Linked DNA regions of Homo sapiens: region 2 is linked to region 1. Evidence: read pairs that join two places in POLR2A ChIA-PET (ENCODE). Cell type or tissue: K562. All regions are shown on one strand. Each heading gives the region's core, and the rest is flanking DNA. Links, peaks and the distances in the headings are about the cores only. Region 1 has its middle 32 kb from the start of PRLHR. Region 2 overlaps LOC105378507 (a long non-coding RNA gene).

What was found. Peaks named below come from ENCODE experiments on the same cell type or tissue, not always from the same donor. Only the 100,000 strongest peaks of a DNase experiment are listed, where the experiment ranks them.
Region 2: POLR2A ChIA-PET joins it to region 1 with 5 read pairs; 2 of 35 experiments call an interaction of 5 or more read pairs at or near these places.

Annotation. Positions count from the first base shown.
Region 1 is chr10:118,559,571-118,567,590 of GRCh38, reverse strand. No RefSeq gene overlaps it. Among named protein-coding and RNA genes, the nearest start is that of PRLHR, 32 kb to the left of the region's middle. In K562, for the core only: no CTCF peak of the experiment used is centred there; no DNase peak of the experiment used is centred there.
Region 2 is chr10:118,500,972-118,508,991 of GRCh38, reverse strand. It overlaps LOC105378507 (a long non-coding RNA gene), which reads right to left. Exons shown (of 4, transcript XR_946354.2): 3 at 6,832-6,896; 4 at 2,316-2,545. Among named protein-coding and RNA genes, the nearest start is that of PRLHR, 91 kb to the left of the region's middle. In K562, for the core only: no CTCF peak of the experiment used is centred there; a DNase peak (open chromatin) is centred at 4,251.

The DNA of each region.
Region 1 (8,020 bases), core at 3,227-5,726:
GGCTAAAATTAATCTCTGACACATTTCCAACTTTCTTGACATAGGTATTTCCTCTGTCACTGCTGGCCTACAGTTTGTCTTCCTATCCAGGATTTTAGGACCAATACTTCCCCTAGCCAATGACAAAGATTCTTTGCTTGGCCAAACTTCAGTCAGCCTCCTGCACCTTCTCTTAGGCCCACCTCTGTGCACTTCTTGTAAAATCCAGCTTTAGCAAGAGTCCTGCTAAGTCAGGTTAGCTAGACCCCTCCACTCCCAGCTGTCATTCTCCATTTCTGATCACTCTCGATATCTGGTCGGGTTCCTCATCTTTTACCACTGCCCTGGGGAGGTCTGATCTTCCTGGCCTGTCTTCAGCAAGAATCCCCTTGGCCCCTAATGTTTCCTCTTAGCCATTTCCACCCGCTGACCCCCACGCTGCTCCTTTGCTCCAACACTCCACCTGCCCTTGCAAGTGGGAGTTGAGCCCGGTTCTCTATTCTCCCTATTGCAATAGTCCTGAGTAAAATCGGTTTTTACCCCTTAACTGATGTCCAGCTCAGGTTTTTGACTCCAGCGCTTGTCCCATCAATGAAGAACTCATTGTCTATACAGTGCCTGACTGCACACTCTAGACTCAGAAGGCACAGCTTCAAATAGGACCCTCCACCCTGAGCCTGTGTTCATGGAACTGAAGTCGTTTTCACCACATCATCTTACACACACGAGCCAGGAGAGCAGACTGGCCAGCAGAGCCAGGTTCCCTGGAGCCCTGCAAAGCCCACAAACACCCGAGCTGTGGGGTGGCTTTGCAGCTTCTCTACCAGCCACCCCACCACAGGGCAGGACTCAGGCATGCTGAGGGCCCAGACTTGGTTGTGACCTCATCATCTCTGCCAGCATCTTGGTCTCCTTCAGCTGGCGGAGACCTGACCAGATTAAGGGGACCCCAGGCCCTAGCCTTCTCCCTGGAGTGTGTGGAAACATGCCTGCTCTCACCCACGATCGCCTTGTGCCACTCCCATTTGGGCGTTAGAGTCTCTCAGTGTCTCACTTTGTCAGCTGTTTCATTTGTACAAAATACAACAGGGAACAGCCTGGGTCATAGTAGAGGAATCATTAATTATGTAAACAACTCCATATTTGGGAGCCAGTGCCAGACGCTAAGCCCTGGGGATAGAGCAGTGAACTGAACCTGGGAGGTGGAGGTTGCAGTGATCTGAGATCACACCATTGCACTCCAGCCTGAGTGACAGAGTGAGACTCTGTCTCAAAAAAAAAAAAAAAAGGATCTACTGGGGCCAGGCATAGTGGTTTATACCTATAATCCCAGCACTTTTGGAGGCCAAGGCAGGAGGATTATTTGAGCCCAAGAGTGTAAGACCTGCCTGGACAACATGGTGAGATCCAATCTCTACAAAAAAAAAATTGCCAGGTATGGTGGTGCACCTGTGGTCCCAGGAACTTGGGTGGCTGAGGGGGGAGGATTGCTTTAGCCTGGGAGGTTGAGGCTGCAGTGGGCAGTGGTCACACCACTGCACTCCAGCCTGAGCAGCAGGGTGAGACCCTGTCTCGAAAATAAAATAAAAATAAAATAAAAAAGATCACTTGGACAATTGACATGGGGGCAAGAGAGAAAGTGGGAGGGGAGGGGAAGAGTTAGGGGGCTTCTGCCAGGTCCCATTGGACAAAGGTGAAGGCTGGGACTGGGGTAGGTGCCACACTGAGGGGGCAAACTTGGGATGTGTTTTGTGGGAGCGCTGCCAGGACTAGTCAATGGATTGGATGTGGGGCATGGGGAGGGAAAGGGAACACAAACATGATGTCCCCTGTGGTTTTGGTCTGGGTAGCTGGTTGATGGTGGTGTAGTGACTTAGATGGAAAAGCTGGAGGAATAGCAGGTCCAGTGTGAAAATCAAGGGTTCTGGTTTGGCCATGTTGGATCAGAGAAGCCACCCACAGAAGGTTTAAGGTACCGCGTGGCACCTGCAGAATGTCCAGGATGGGAGGATGCCTCCAGCTGCATCTCAGGCCCTGGCTCTGGGGGGGCACCCCCGCCCCCTTCTTGGAGTATGCTCTTTAGTGTGAGGAGAGTGGCCCCTAGTGAGTAGGGATCGGTAACCTCACCCACCTTCCACCCCTTTCATGAGGCTAGGCCACCGCATCTGGGCAGGAAACAGCAGAGCCACGTTCACCTGAAGGCAGTGACCACCTGGGATGGGTTAAAATGCGGAGGCTGCAATCGGGGCCCTGAATGTGCGTATTGAACTTGGGCCCTTGATATCTGTCATCAGGCAGGTTGGGTCCCACGCTCTGCAGATGTCTGTGATCCGAGGGTGTTGAATGGCCACGGCCCTGAGTGTCCCCATGAAGACTCCTTCCCCCACACACCTCAGTTGACTCACTGAGGGCCAAGGTGACAGAGTCCTTAAGACCACGATTTTGAAGTCAGATACCCAGGATTGCCTCAGCTGCCTCCATTCCCAGCTGCCTGACTGGGAGGAGTTGCGGAACCTTTCTTGGGGATCCCTTTCCCCCTTTGAGGAAGGTCTTAGCTGCCAAATGGCCACATTCTGAGGCTTTGGTGGACTCCTGTAGGGGAAGGACATGGTGGCCCTTACTGGTTGAAGGTAAAGCCCCTGACTCCTGGAAGCTTCCAGGAGACTCTGGAAGCTACCCTCACTTTCCGTAGGAGGAAGACCCTGCCTGCCCAGGGCTGCAGCCACTCTCCTTGTCATTTGACTAAATGCACCGCTTCCCGTCCCTCCACCAGATGTCAGGCCAAAGCTGTGGAATGGAAATGATGCCTGGGCTCTGCCAGGCGGCAGCAGCTGCAGCCTGGAATGCGAACCTCCCACAGATGCCCCATTAGGAGAGTTGGGGAGGGGGCACTGAGGGTAGGGAGGGGATGTGCAGGGGTCCTGGCATCCACACCGGGGCTGGATTCTTAGATCTCTGGGTCGAGGCTACTCTTCCAAAGTCAGAAAGGGAAGTGAATGGTGGGGTGCTAGGGCCCCTCTCCTGGCCGTAAGAGCTCAGAACACATGACCAGCAGAGACAAACAAATTCTCAGGCCCTACCAGATCTTTTTAAAAAATGTTTTTGGTAGTGGGAGGCATTAGGATTTATTTGAAACCTGTCTTTTTCTATTGATTGAATTATAGGTGACAATAGCCACGTTTCATACACTCCCTTTTCCCTCTTTGGGGGACTCTTGGAGAAACAGCCTCATGAGTTCATCTGACCCATACCCACTGGGGCAGAGCCCAGCCACGCCTGAGGGGTCTGTGGTGTGTCTGGACCCTTAACTGGGAGAGTAAGAAGAGAGGCTGCCAGAACCCAGGAATTCTGCTCTAAAAGGGACTGCAGCGGCCTTAGGTCCAATGTCTGGATGATGCTGGTGCTGTTTGTTTGGTTTCTGTCAGTCCCACCAGACTGTAAGTACCATGAAGACAGAAACCACATCTGCATTGCTCACTATGGTGTCTCCAGACCTAATAAGGTTTATCTGAGCTGAGAATGAATGCTTTTGGGGAGATGAAATATAGCAGGATGCCCTGGTGTCAGTATTTGCTTCGATGAAAAAAATCTTAGGTTTGTAACTTGCCTAGCTCTGTGGCCCTGGGCAAGTTGTTACAAAACTTTGGCCCTCAGTTTCTTCATCTGTAAGATGGGGATAATAATGGTGTTTCCACAGGGCTGTGGAAAAGAGTGCCAGAGACTCTGCACAGTGCCCAGTGCCTAGTCAGATGGGGTGCTTGTTCCAGTTACCTATTACCATGTAACAAACCATCCCAAAGCAAGTGGCACAGAGCAGCAACAATTTTATTACACTCACAGATTTTGTGGACCAAGACTTTGGAAGGGAACAGAGGGGTCATTGTTTTCTGTTCTGCAGTGTCAGCCAGGACCTCAGCGGGAATGATTCAAACAGCTGGGGCGGGGTGGGGGCAGTGATGAGACAAGCTAGAGGTGGGAACAGCTGGGACTGAGGATCCACTTCCAAGGTGGTTTCACTCAACTTTCCCTTGCCAGGCCTGAGGCTGCTGGGGGCCATCAGGATCAGGTGGGACTCTTGACTGCAGGAAGCCTCCATGTGGTCTCTCCAGTATGGTAGTCTCAAGGTGGCTCAGGGATCCAACAGCAAGCTCTCTAGGGAACAAGGTGGCAGCCTTATGGTCTTTGATGACCTTGCCTTGAAGTTCTATGGAGTATCTTTCACCACAATCGAAGGTGGAAGAAGACACAAGCCCATCTGCATTCAAGGGTTGGGGATGTAGACTACCTCTCCAATGGGATTACTATGGAATTCATAGCCATGTTTAAAAACTCCAACACTTTTAATTTTAATTTTTAAATTTTGACATAATTTCAGACTTTCAGAAAAGTTGCAGGAATAGTTCAAAGAATTGCTGTATTCTCTTCATCAAGCTCCAAATTTTAGTCTTTAAAATTTATCCCTTTCTCTCTATATATACTTCTACATTGTTTTTGCTGAACTGTTCAGTATAAGTTGCAGCTGTGATACTTCCTTATTTCTACATACTTCTGTATTTCTAAAAACAAGGACATTCTCTTACATAGCCATAGTACAATGTCCAAAATTAGGAAATCAGCAAACATGACTATTTCTGTTATAAGGTCATATTCAGATCGAATTGTCAATTATAAATTATAAATACATTATAAATGTCTTCATAGCCAAAGAAAACCCAGGATTGTGTGGTGTACTCAGTTGCCATGACTCCTTAGTATCCTTTAAACTGGAATAGACCCTAAGACTTGCTTTGTATTTCATGTGTTTACATTTGAAGAGTATAGAGCAGTTCATTTTTCAGAATGACCCTCCTTTGGGTGTGTCTGATGTTTCCTCATTGTCAGTTTCAGGTTATGCCCTTTTGGCAGGAGTACATTATAAGTGATGTTGTATTCTTCTCAGTACATTGTATCAGGAGGCACAGGATCTTAATTTGACTCATAACTGATGATGTTAACATCGATCACTTAAGGTGGTGTCTGCTAAGTTTCTCTACTGTCAAGTTACTAGTTTGCTATTTATCGTTAATAAATATCGTATGGAGAGGTAATTTGTGACTATGTACATATTCATGTGTAAAAATAAAAATTTCACCCACTAGTTTAAGGATCCATATGTTATTCTGACTTTAATCAATTGTTATCATGATGGTGATTTTCTAATTTTATTGTTTCTTCTATTAATACAATATTTTTTGTTTCTCCTTTGTAAGGAAGAACTTTCCTTCTTTTTCTTTCTTTCTTTATTTTTTTAGACGGGTCTTGTGCCAATGTTTTAGTGCTAGGGGTTTATTACTAGGTGGATGTCATTGCTTCTAGGCCCTCACAGTGGGCAGAGCTTAGAAATAAATGAATGCACACACACATGCATCTATCTTTATTTTTGTATTGAGCAATGTGTATATTTTAAAACTCATTAATTCCCACTGATACCCCAAATTTCAGTCATGTCCTACAGAGCATATTCTCGCCTTCCTTCTCGTGTATTTGTAACTCCTTTCTCTACCAGTGGGGAAACTGGCTCCCATGTTCCTCGGTATATTATTTATTTATTCAGTCCTAGTTTCAGAATTGCTAACCCATGGCTTTGTGGGGGAAAAAATACCTTATTAACTAGAGTTCAGTATTTGTTCAGTATTTTGTTTTTTTTTAAGTTTTAGTGTGAGGACATGTTGTCTAAATACTGTCATCAAAAGTTACTTGGATCACACTATTTTTATTCTATAAGAGGGAACCCAGGTCAGAGAGGAAAGGTGACTTAGAACAAGTCGTGAATTCTCTTCCAGTGTCAAATTCTCTAATTGGAGTTTGCATCCCCAGTGAAGCTCTCAACATCTCATCATGGAGCTATGCATCACTGTTGGCAGCATTCTTGGGACACTTTGCCACTTTGCTTCTCACTTTGTGCATTTTGTGCCAGGCTTGGTGTGAGAGGAAATGATTTAATAACTTAAATTATTTTAATCCTAACCTAGGATCAAGAAAATGAAGAAAGAAATCTGATTACAAATAAAATAAAATTGCAGTTAGAGAGCCATTTCGTTCTCACTGTGGTCAGGTTGTCTTGGGAACTTATCTGGTGGAGGCCAAGGGGGTGATAGTGGCCATTGGGATCCTACTCCTGGCTTTAGTGGGTGTCCCTTTATTGTCTCAGAGGAGTGATGTTAGTTATTAGTTCGGGATAGACAATTTTCATGGTGTTGAACTATTCCTGGTTTACCAAGAGTTTCTAACAGAGAAGGATGGTAAAGTTTATCATTGGCATTTATAGAGATGATGATTTAGGTTTTATTATATCTAGCAAGTATTAGTTTTATGGATTTACTATACACCAGGCATTGATGTAAACATCTTTTACATGTGTTAGTTTATTTAATTCTCACAATAACCCCACAAAGTATGTAATGTTAGTATTCTCATATTTTGTAGTATTATTTTATGTGGGTGTCACATGTGGCCACAAAAGGAGACAGAGGAAAGGCTCTGGAAAAAAAATGAAGTTTATTATACTCATGGTCCCAGAGACAGGAAGTACAGGGCACACCATGCGGGACCACATGGGAACGACACCAGATGGTCAGGAGAGAGAAGACAGGGGTGGGGGAAGGCTTAAGTCACTGCCTTTTCTTGGGGTTTCCAAGGGAAAGGCAAGGCAAGGCAGGGCAATGTGAACAGTTTAGGATTGGCCAGTCTGGATAATTTCAGTGAGCTTTGGGCTAAAGGGGTGGTGGTCCCTAGTTGCCTGGTATCTGGCCCTGGGATGACTAAGGCAGAGGAATACTGTCTCCCGGAATGTAGGGCCAGAGAGAGGAGGTGTGGCTCTGGACTGGTGAGTTTGCATGTCAAAGGCACGCTGCAGTCTGGACCCTTATAACCTCCAAGAATTCACTAGCTCTAGGAAGAACAGTCTCTCCCCAGCCAGAAAAGTTTATTTAAAGGCACCAAAACATTATAATATATAGAAAATTAAGAAAAAAACATTTACAATATGTCCCATGTTATAGCAAGAGAATTGGGCACAGACCTTAGATTGCTTGATAAAAGTCACAGTGGAAGTGGAAAAGCCAGGTTTCTAACCCAGGGGCCCTGGCTTTTAAATCTGACTGTTAGCCTCTAACTATTCTCTTCTTATTGTAATGCCTTCTTTGATCTACTGATGTGATAAATCACATTAATAGCTTTCCTGGTATTGAACCATGCTTGCATTCCAAATCATGGTTGGTTATGGTGTTATTATTATTTCAAAACACTACTTGACTTGATTTGTAACTTTACTTTGTATTTATATTCATGCAAATTTTTTATTTTCTTGGCACTGTATCAAGAGTGTTCTAGGCTTAATGAATTGAATTGGGAAACTTACTATTTTTTACAGACTTATTGAACTATATAAAATAGAAGTGATAGTTTCTTAAAAATTCAAAGAAAAGATAGAGCCTGTAAAACCAAGTAGGCCCAGGATCTTTCTAAATTATGTTTTCAATTATTAGCCTACTTTTTGAATTTCTTGCAGGGCTAGTAGTCTGCTCAGATTTACCATTTATTTTTTGATAATTTTGAAAATTTATGTTTTCTTAGAAAACCATCTATTTTATCAAACTTTTCAAATTTATTAATACAGAATTATACATGTTATTTTCCCATGACTTAAAATGTCTTCCATATCTTTGTTTATATCTCTTTACTTATTTCTAATTCTCAATATCTGTTTTCCTTTTTTAAAAAACAATACTTTCTGGAAATTTGTTTATTTTACTGTGTTCTTTCTTGTCTTCCGATTAATTAACATCTCTTTGTAATATTTACTCTCTTGCTTTTCTTAAATTTGTTGTGTTGCAAGGAACATTTTTCCCTTTTGTTGAAATCAGAAAACTCATCTTTTTTTCCTAGAAAAATTTCATGATGTTTTATTAACAAGACTATCATCACACAATGGCAAAGCCTTTCATGATTGTCTTTCAATTAATCCATTTACACAGTCAGTAAAGGAAATTTATTTTTCAAA
Region 2 (8,020 bases), core at 2,957-5,456, 58 kb after region 1:
GAGCTTTCCCCCCCAAAACTCGTTAGAGCTCAAAATATCTTCTTGTGCTTGACTTCATCATTTTGGACTTTAGCTTGGAGCTAGCTCTCCCATAGACCACAGAGTTACAGTTATTCCTTCACACATGGCGAACAGAGGTAAAATACTCTGTGAAAAAAATAAACCCAACAAAATTTAAGTGATAAAAGCATTCCATAAGCTATTTCCACTAGAAACACGAAAAACGATTTTCTGAACGCTCAGCATTACATGAACTTGATTTTAGCCCCAAACCTTCTTTGGGCATCACTGGGTTATTTCATTACCCACTGAATCTTATCTTTTAGTCTACACATATTTTTTTAAGGGCCTGCCACATTTGCAGCCCAGTGTTGGAAAAATAACTGATAGGCATTGGGCCGGAACAACTCGTGCTCTACAAGGAGATGCAGGTCACAGGTGTGAAGAGTTCCAGAACTGTGCTGGCCAGGTGCTTGCTGGGCATTTCAGAGAAGCCAGAGAGTGGGAGAAACACCAGTGACTGGACCTGAGCTGTAGGGAATGGAAAAGGCCTTTGAAGGTGGAATGGAGAAGAAAGGGCCTCCTAGGCAGGGGCTGGGCCCAGAGGAGGGATCCACAGTGAGTGCCCTGGAGCAGGCCACTGGCTTGACCTAGAGAGGAGTCACTGTTTCTTAGGTATGAGAATGACATTGCTGAAGACTCTTGAAAATATGTCTGTGGAGTTGGTTTCCAACAGTAGTGGTGGGTTTGGCCTATCTGCTATGACTAATGATGTCTTTATGGAATGGCTAATGATGTCTGGGGGCACAGCAATGTGGCCCATGTGGTTCAGCCCAGGCTCTCTCCTCATCACCCACTGGACTCTCTGGCCTTAGGCAAGAAGGAGGATTCTGAGGTGAAAAGGAGAGGGTAAGAGGAGCAGGCCCCACTCAGGCTTGTACCTGTTCTGTAGCCCTGTGGCTTGTCACTCCTTGGTCACCCCAAGAACCATGCTGGGCAGCCCACCTAAGAAGCAGTGATGGGCTCTTCTATTTCTTTTCCTGAGCACCGTCAAGGGCAGGTCTACATTTTTTTCAAGTTCTATTTTCACAGTGCTTTAATTGAGTTATTTAATTTTTCTTCCAGGATCATAATTTTGATAATTCTTTTTCCCCAAAGCAAGGCAACTACGTGGACTTCAAGGTTGGCTTTGCCTGGTAAAGCTCTGATGATGAGGATAATGACAAGGTATAGTAAGAGTCGTTACTCTTTATTGATGTCTTGTTACATGCCAGACACTTTTTAAAAGTTGATATATGTTAACTTGTTTAATGCTCTTTACAACCTAATGGGGCAGTTGCCATTGTCTCCACTTTGTATATGATGAAAAATGAGGCCCAGAGGGATTAGGCTACTAGTCTAGAGTCACACAGTTGGCATAGAGAGCCAGATAGGCACCAGGCAGTCTGCTTGCAAGTTTGTGCTTTACCACCACACGTATGACTTCTATGTGACCTCTGTGTGCATTTGTTCACTTGTTTATTAATTCATGGATGCCCTGTTAGCTTTTGCATGTACACTGGAGCTTCAATTCCAGTGGGAAAGCCAGGAAATGGTATCTGTGATTCTAACACAGGGTGACAGGAGCATTGACCAGCCTCTGCGCTGTGAGCCCAGAAACAGGCATCCAAACAGACTGTGATTTGGGGAGAGAAAAGGGATGTCATGGAACCCCCCCCCCACCCCCAGTAGCTATCTTTAAGCTCTTAGGTCAGAGGGAGGAGACGGGCATGAGATGCAAAATGAGGAGGTTATTTAAACTCCCCAAGGCTCAGCTTCCCCTTTGTAAAGTGGAGAGGATGATTTCAGGGTTGCCATGAGAATTAAATGACATAAGATGTGTTAATTGCCTGAAATGGCATCTGGCACACAGTAGGCTCTCCACAAGTGGAAGCCCTGATTACCGGGGCAGAGAAGGATTACGCGAATAGGTGTGAGGCCTGTTTGACCCTCTTGGGGCTCAAATACTGCAGAGAGTAGCAGAAAGACTGAGGAGGGGTACCTGGACTGTGGCCAGAGAGGCCAGGGCTGCGGGGATGAGTGTGATGCTGGGGAAAGTTGCTGTCAGTGCTACTTGGACTTTGAGGCACCTGGTCCAGCAAACCCTGAGTGGTCTCATGAACATTTCTGTCTCTTTCCTCCAAGAGTGGCCTAGCAGGCAGTGTTCAGCTAGAGGGAAATAAAGCATGCCCTAGAGGTGAGCTTGTAGGCTTGGGAAAAGAGAATTTACTGACAAATGCTGGTGATCTGGGTGAAATCTGTGTAATACAGAAAAGATCTTACTATAATCAGGGCCCTGCTTAACCGCAACAACTTTACACTTGTTTCGGCTGTGGAGACTTTGACTAGGAAATAATGTGTTCTTCTTTCCCCTTAGTAATTGAGAATACATAACAACATCAATAATTGTAATCACTATAAAGTTGAGGAATGAGATTGCTTGGGTTGGATCCCAGTTCTGGCACTTGAAGCCTGGCGGGTTGCTTATCTCTGTATGCTTCAGTTTCTTCACGTGTAAAATGGAGAGAAATGGTAATGAATACATTATATGATCCATATAAGTATACATAATTATATCCATATTAATATATTAGTCAGATTAACATATATTAATATATTTATTTATATATTATATATTTATAAATAATTTATATATTAAATAATATATTTAATTTATTTATATATTAGATTTTTTTATATATAATCTATCTATATCTACTATCTAATCTGTAAATGTATAATCTGTATATTATCTAAATAATATATAGATATAGATATCTATAATAGTATATATTATATATTATATAATATAATATATATTATATATTATAATATACAATAATATATATAATATATAATATAATTTATATATTATATATTATATATAATATATAAATTATATATATTATAATTTATATAATTTATATATTATATATAATAATATATAAATATAACATGTAAATAAATATATAATATATTATATTATATATTTATTTACATATTAAATAAATGTTAAATATATTAAAAAATATAATATATTATATATTTATTTACATATTAAATAATCCATCTATAATATATTATATATTTATATATTATATATTTATTTACATATTAAATAATCCATCTATATATAGATATCTATATCCACAGATATAGATATCTATAATATATATTTAATATTATATATAATATATATTTAAATATTATATATTTATTTACATATTAAGTAATCCATCTCAGCAAGTGCCCACTAAATGTTAGCTCGTGGTCTATTTATTGAGCACTATGCAATGCCAAGCATTGTGCAGGTATGAGCCTGGGGCTGGCTGAAAGTTCTCCTTGCAACCTTGAGAGATAAGGAGATGGAGCCTCAGAGGGGTGAAGTAACTTCGCCAAGGTCACACAGTGAGAAAGTGCCTGAACTGGTCTTTTTTGCCTCTATTTCACCACCTACAACATCAGGCTAGGTTTCCATACTGGGATTTGAAACAGACCCACGAGAAGAGTGTGTAAGTGATTTGAACAGAGAACTCAATGGGAGCTTAAAAAACAAATCTTCTTTGTATTATTCACTTCTCATTTTAAGTGGCACGAACATAGTTTATAGCCTAAAAGTTACTTGCACAGCGTCGGTAAAAACGTGTTCATTTGTCATGTATAGATTGTTTTATTTTTAGATTAATGAAGATCCAAATTAAACCATCGGAGTGCAATCATCCTGATGGTCCTTAACACATTTTGCTCATTATCACTTCATTTATATTTATGATGAAGAACAGATGGTACCAATGTCATATTTCAATGTGTATCATATCCAGCTACGAGGATATATCTCATATTAGCTGCACTTATCAAAATATTTGTACTTAACAACAACAGAAATCTGAGCTTATGTACTATCTTGTCACCATGTCATAGCTACCATTTAGAAAAAAACCATTTAAATTAGATACGCTAGGGAAAGAATGCATCCTTCATTATTATTGAACGAATTTCACTGAACTCTGAAAAGTAATTATGGGTTCGTTGTAAGGAGAGAATCATTAAGCTTCAGTGGAAAACAGCAATTACAGTCTGTTGTTTTTGTGGCATGATCAGATTTTTTGATGTAAGCTGCTTTTGGAGAGCACTGAGAAGGAAACAGAACAATGGGTGATGGTGAAACAAGAGGCTGTAAGGCAGACAATGGGTGTGGCATGGACACCGAACTGATGAGTCAGCCTCCCTTTCTAAATGGTAGCTCTAAGGAGAAGCAGCCTAGGAAAAGCCTAGGAAAAAACTCTTAGAGGTGAGTTAAAGCCCTGAGGATCATTGTTCAAAGGCTTTTTTTGCACGTGTCAATGTTGCACAGTCTCAAAGGGGTGAGGAAATACAGGAGCCCCATGTTCCGCCAAATAACAGTCTAAGTTTCTTTTCTTTCTTCTCCTCCCCTCCCCTCCCTTCCCTTCCTTCCTTCCTTCCCCCTTTCCCTGCTTCCTCTTTCTCTTTCTTTCTTTCTTTCTTGCTTTCTTTCTTGCTTGCTTTCTTTCTTTTCTTTCTTCTTTCTTTCTTTTCTTTTCTTTCTCTGTCTCTCTCTCTCACTTGATCTTAGCCAAAAGGCCATGAAGCCATCTTTTTCTCTGTCTCTTTTTCTCTTTCTCTCCCTTCCCTTCCCTTTCCTTCCTTCCCTTCCCCTTCCTTCCTTCCCTCCTTCTTTCCTTCCTTCCTCTCTTTCTTTCTTTGTTTCTTTCTCTTTCTTTCTTCTTTCTTTCTCTTTCTTTCTTCTTTCTTTTCTTTTCTTTCTCTGTCTCTCTCTCTCTTGATCTTAGCCAAAAGGCCACGAAGCCATCTTTTTCTCTGTCTCTTTTTCTCTCCCCTCCCTTCCTTCCTTCCCTCCTTCTTTCCTTCCTTCCTCTGTTTACTTTTCTTTCTTCCTTTTCTTTTTCTTTCCTTCTTTCTTTCTGTCTTTCTCTTTCTCTCTCCCTCTCTTTCTCTCACTTGATCTTAGCCAAAAGGCCATGAAGCTATCTTTTCTCTCTCTCTTCTTCCTCCCTTCCTCCCTTCCTCTTTCTTTCTTGTCTTTTCTTTCCTTCTTTCTTTCTTTCTTTCTTTCTTTCTTTCTTTCTCTCTCTCTCTTTCTTTCTTTCTTTTGATGGGTACTCACTGTGTCACCCAAGTTGGAGTTCAGTGGTGCAGTCACAGCTTGTTGCAGCCTCAACCTCCTGGGCTCAAGCAATCCTCCCACCTCAGCCTCCCAAGTAGCTGGGACTACAGGCACATGCCACCACACCCAACTAATTTTTTTATTTTCTGTAGAGATGGGGTCTTGCCATGTTGCCCAGGCTGGTCTCAAATTCCTGGGCTCAAGTGATCCTCTGGCTTTGGTCCCTCAAAGTGCTGGGATTACAGGTGAAGCCACCATGCCTGGCCTAAGTTTGTTTTCAGATAGGTGGTCAATCAGCATGTACTGAACATCTTATTATGTGCCAGACATCTGAAGGATACAAAGAGGCATGGGACATGCTTCCTATCCTCAAGGAATTGATAGACCCATGTGACATGATAACAAATAATTCTGATGACAAAGCAAAACAAGACAGTGTGTACACGGTGCCAAAGTGGCCCAGAGGGAGGGGTTAGCTCTGTTATGGGAGTCAAGAAGGGCTTCATAAAGGAGCAGATACTGGATCGGCATCCTGAAGGCTGAATAGACATTCAATGTTTACATAAGGAGGTGGGCTTGAAAAACATTCTGTCAGGCAGCAGTTTGTCAGAATGGTCAAGAGCTCTGTTTTGGTGCCAGGCAGATGGACTTTGAGTTTTAATTCTAACTGCTTACCACTTATATGAACTTGGGCCAGTCATTTATTACTTTGTGCCTCAATTTCCCCAAACTACAAAATCAGACCAATAACCATGTCTATTTCATAAGGATGTTGGGACACATTTGTTATAATGCTTGGCACGTAGTGTGTACTCAGCAAATGCCAGCTCTTAATAGCATTCCAGGCAGAGGGCAAGACCTGAGCAAAGGCCAAAAGGCATGAACCAGTGTGGCATTTTTGTATTTTTTTCAAGGCATAAACCTCTAGCAATTGCATATCATTATGTAACTAGAAAGGCTCAGAAAAGATGAAAAGCCAATGACATTACAAAATCTTTAAAGTTTTAAGATGACATTAAAGCCAATTGCATTTGATGATGTAATTTACCAGCAATTTATTTAGGAAACACAACCAATAGAAATCGTATTTAATCTGAGTGAGGATGCTGGATCCTTTCATAAGGGGAAAGGCCTCTTGGAAATGGGCAACTGTCGCAGCCACTTGAAGGACAGGGTTTGGAGGAGCACTGGGCTAGGCGTTGGCCTCAAGGAGCCACAGGCCAAGTGACCCTTCAAACACCAGGCATCTCCTAATTCCTTGCTGAATGACAAGTACTCCTCATGTGAGGCTGACTGCTCTCTAAAAGGGACAAATGATCGACAAGATCCACATATGAAAAGCAGCAAGAATTTTGCAAAAATCTGACTTGAGAAAACTATAACATATTTAACACAAAGATGTATGAGAATGGGTGGTGGAGGTTTGATTTGCTTTTCAGTTAGGACACATTTGCAGATACAGGCATATTCCGCTGGCACATTCTGCTTGGCACTGGATCAGAGACTCATGGTTCTGTGCTCACCAAGTGGGCTGTCCTGTTCCATGACAGTGAAGTAGCAATGCCACCCAGGGTGAGGGGAGCGGAACAGCAGGGCACCATCGTGGGCCCTCAACCGTTCAAGGACATTTTAGTGAACGAGCTCACCTTGCTTTCATTTGCTGTCTGACTGAAGCGCCCTCTCCTTTGAACTCGGCAGGAGTGCCTAGTGGCTGAGAGTGGGGAGAAAGCAAAAGACACTTGTCAGACAGGGCTCTACTGAGGTTTTCTTCTTCCCTGCAACCTGAGCTCATGTGCCTGGACTCTCTCTGCCTTAGGGTGAGGCTTTTCCCAACAGGCTCCTGTTCCCTTGTGCAAATCGATTCTTGGCACATTTTTTCCCTAATGCCTGGGCAAGTCTGAATTCTTCAGAGTCCAGCTTAGGCTGCAAAATAGAACTCCTGCTACACAGTGGCCCTAAACACTCAAAATGATAGCTTGTCAAGACAAGGGAATCCGCAGAGCACAAAGGTGGTGAAATCTCAGTGACTCATGTTCTTAACACATTGCTTCATGCTCCCAGCCAACAGACTCATTTCTGTGGGCTTTGAATTTAGGTTTGGGCCTTCCTCCCCTAAGGCAATGGCATCACAGCCATTCCCAGAAGGACCAAATATAGGGTCATCAGCACAGGGCAAATACCCTATGAAGTTGCATATGAACCTTAATTCCCAAACTCAGGTAAACTAAGACCCCATGACACAAGAGTCTTTTAAGGTGGTCGACCCAAGCGAAGCTGCATCGTGAGAGAGAGATGATCACAGGCTTTGGTATCAGACCGAGTGGGGTTGACACTTGTTTGGCTACCTACTAACCATGTGACCTTGGGCGGTTTACTTATCTAATCTCTGCCTTAGGTTTTCCCATCTGTAAAGGAGCAAAATCATATGTATTTGTGGGGTTTTATGAATAATCATAGGAGATGATGAGTCAAAAGTGCCTCACCTGGGCCCAGCAGCCAGGAGCTGGGATGGTTGCTGGCACAGACGCTGTGGCTGTGACTACACTTCCAGGAGGGCTGTGACCACACTTCCAGGAGGGCTGTGACCCAAGGTCTGGATGTGCAGAGCAGATGAGGCAGGAAGGCCAGGTGAGGGTGAGAGGAAAAGAGGAATAGGGCATTTCTGAGAGGGGGAATAGCAAAGCAAAAGCATGGATAAATAGGAGTGTTGGGTGCAAGGGACTGGAAGAACTCCTTGTAGAGGATCCTTTTCAAGGAATTTTCAAGATCTCAGGGTTTAGATTTAGAAGCCTCCCTGTATTCTCCATCCTCTGCACAACTCCTGGTTAAATCCAG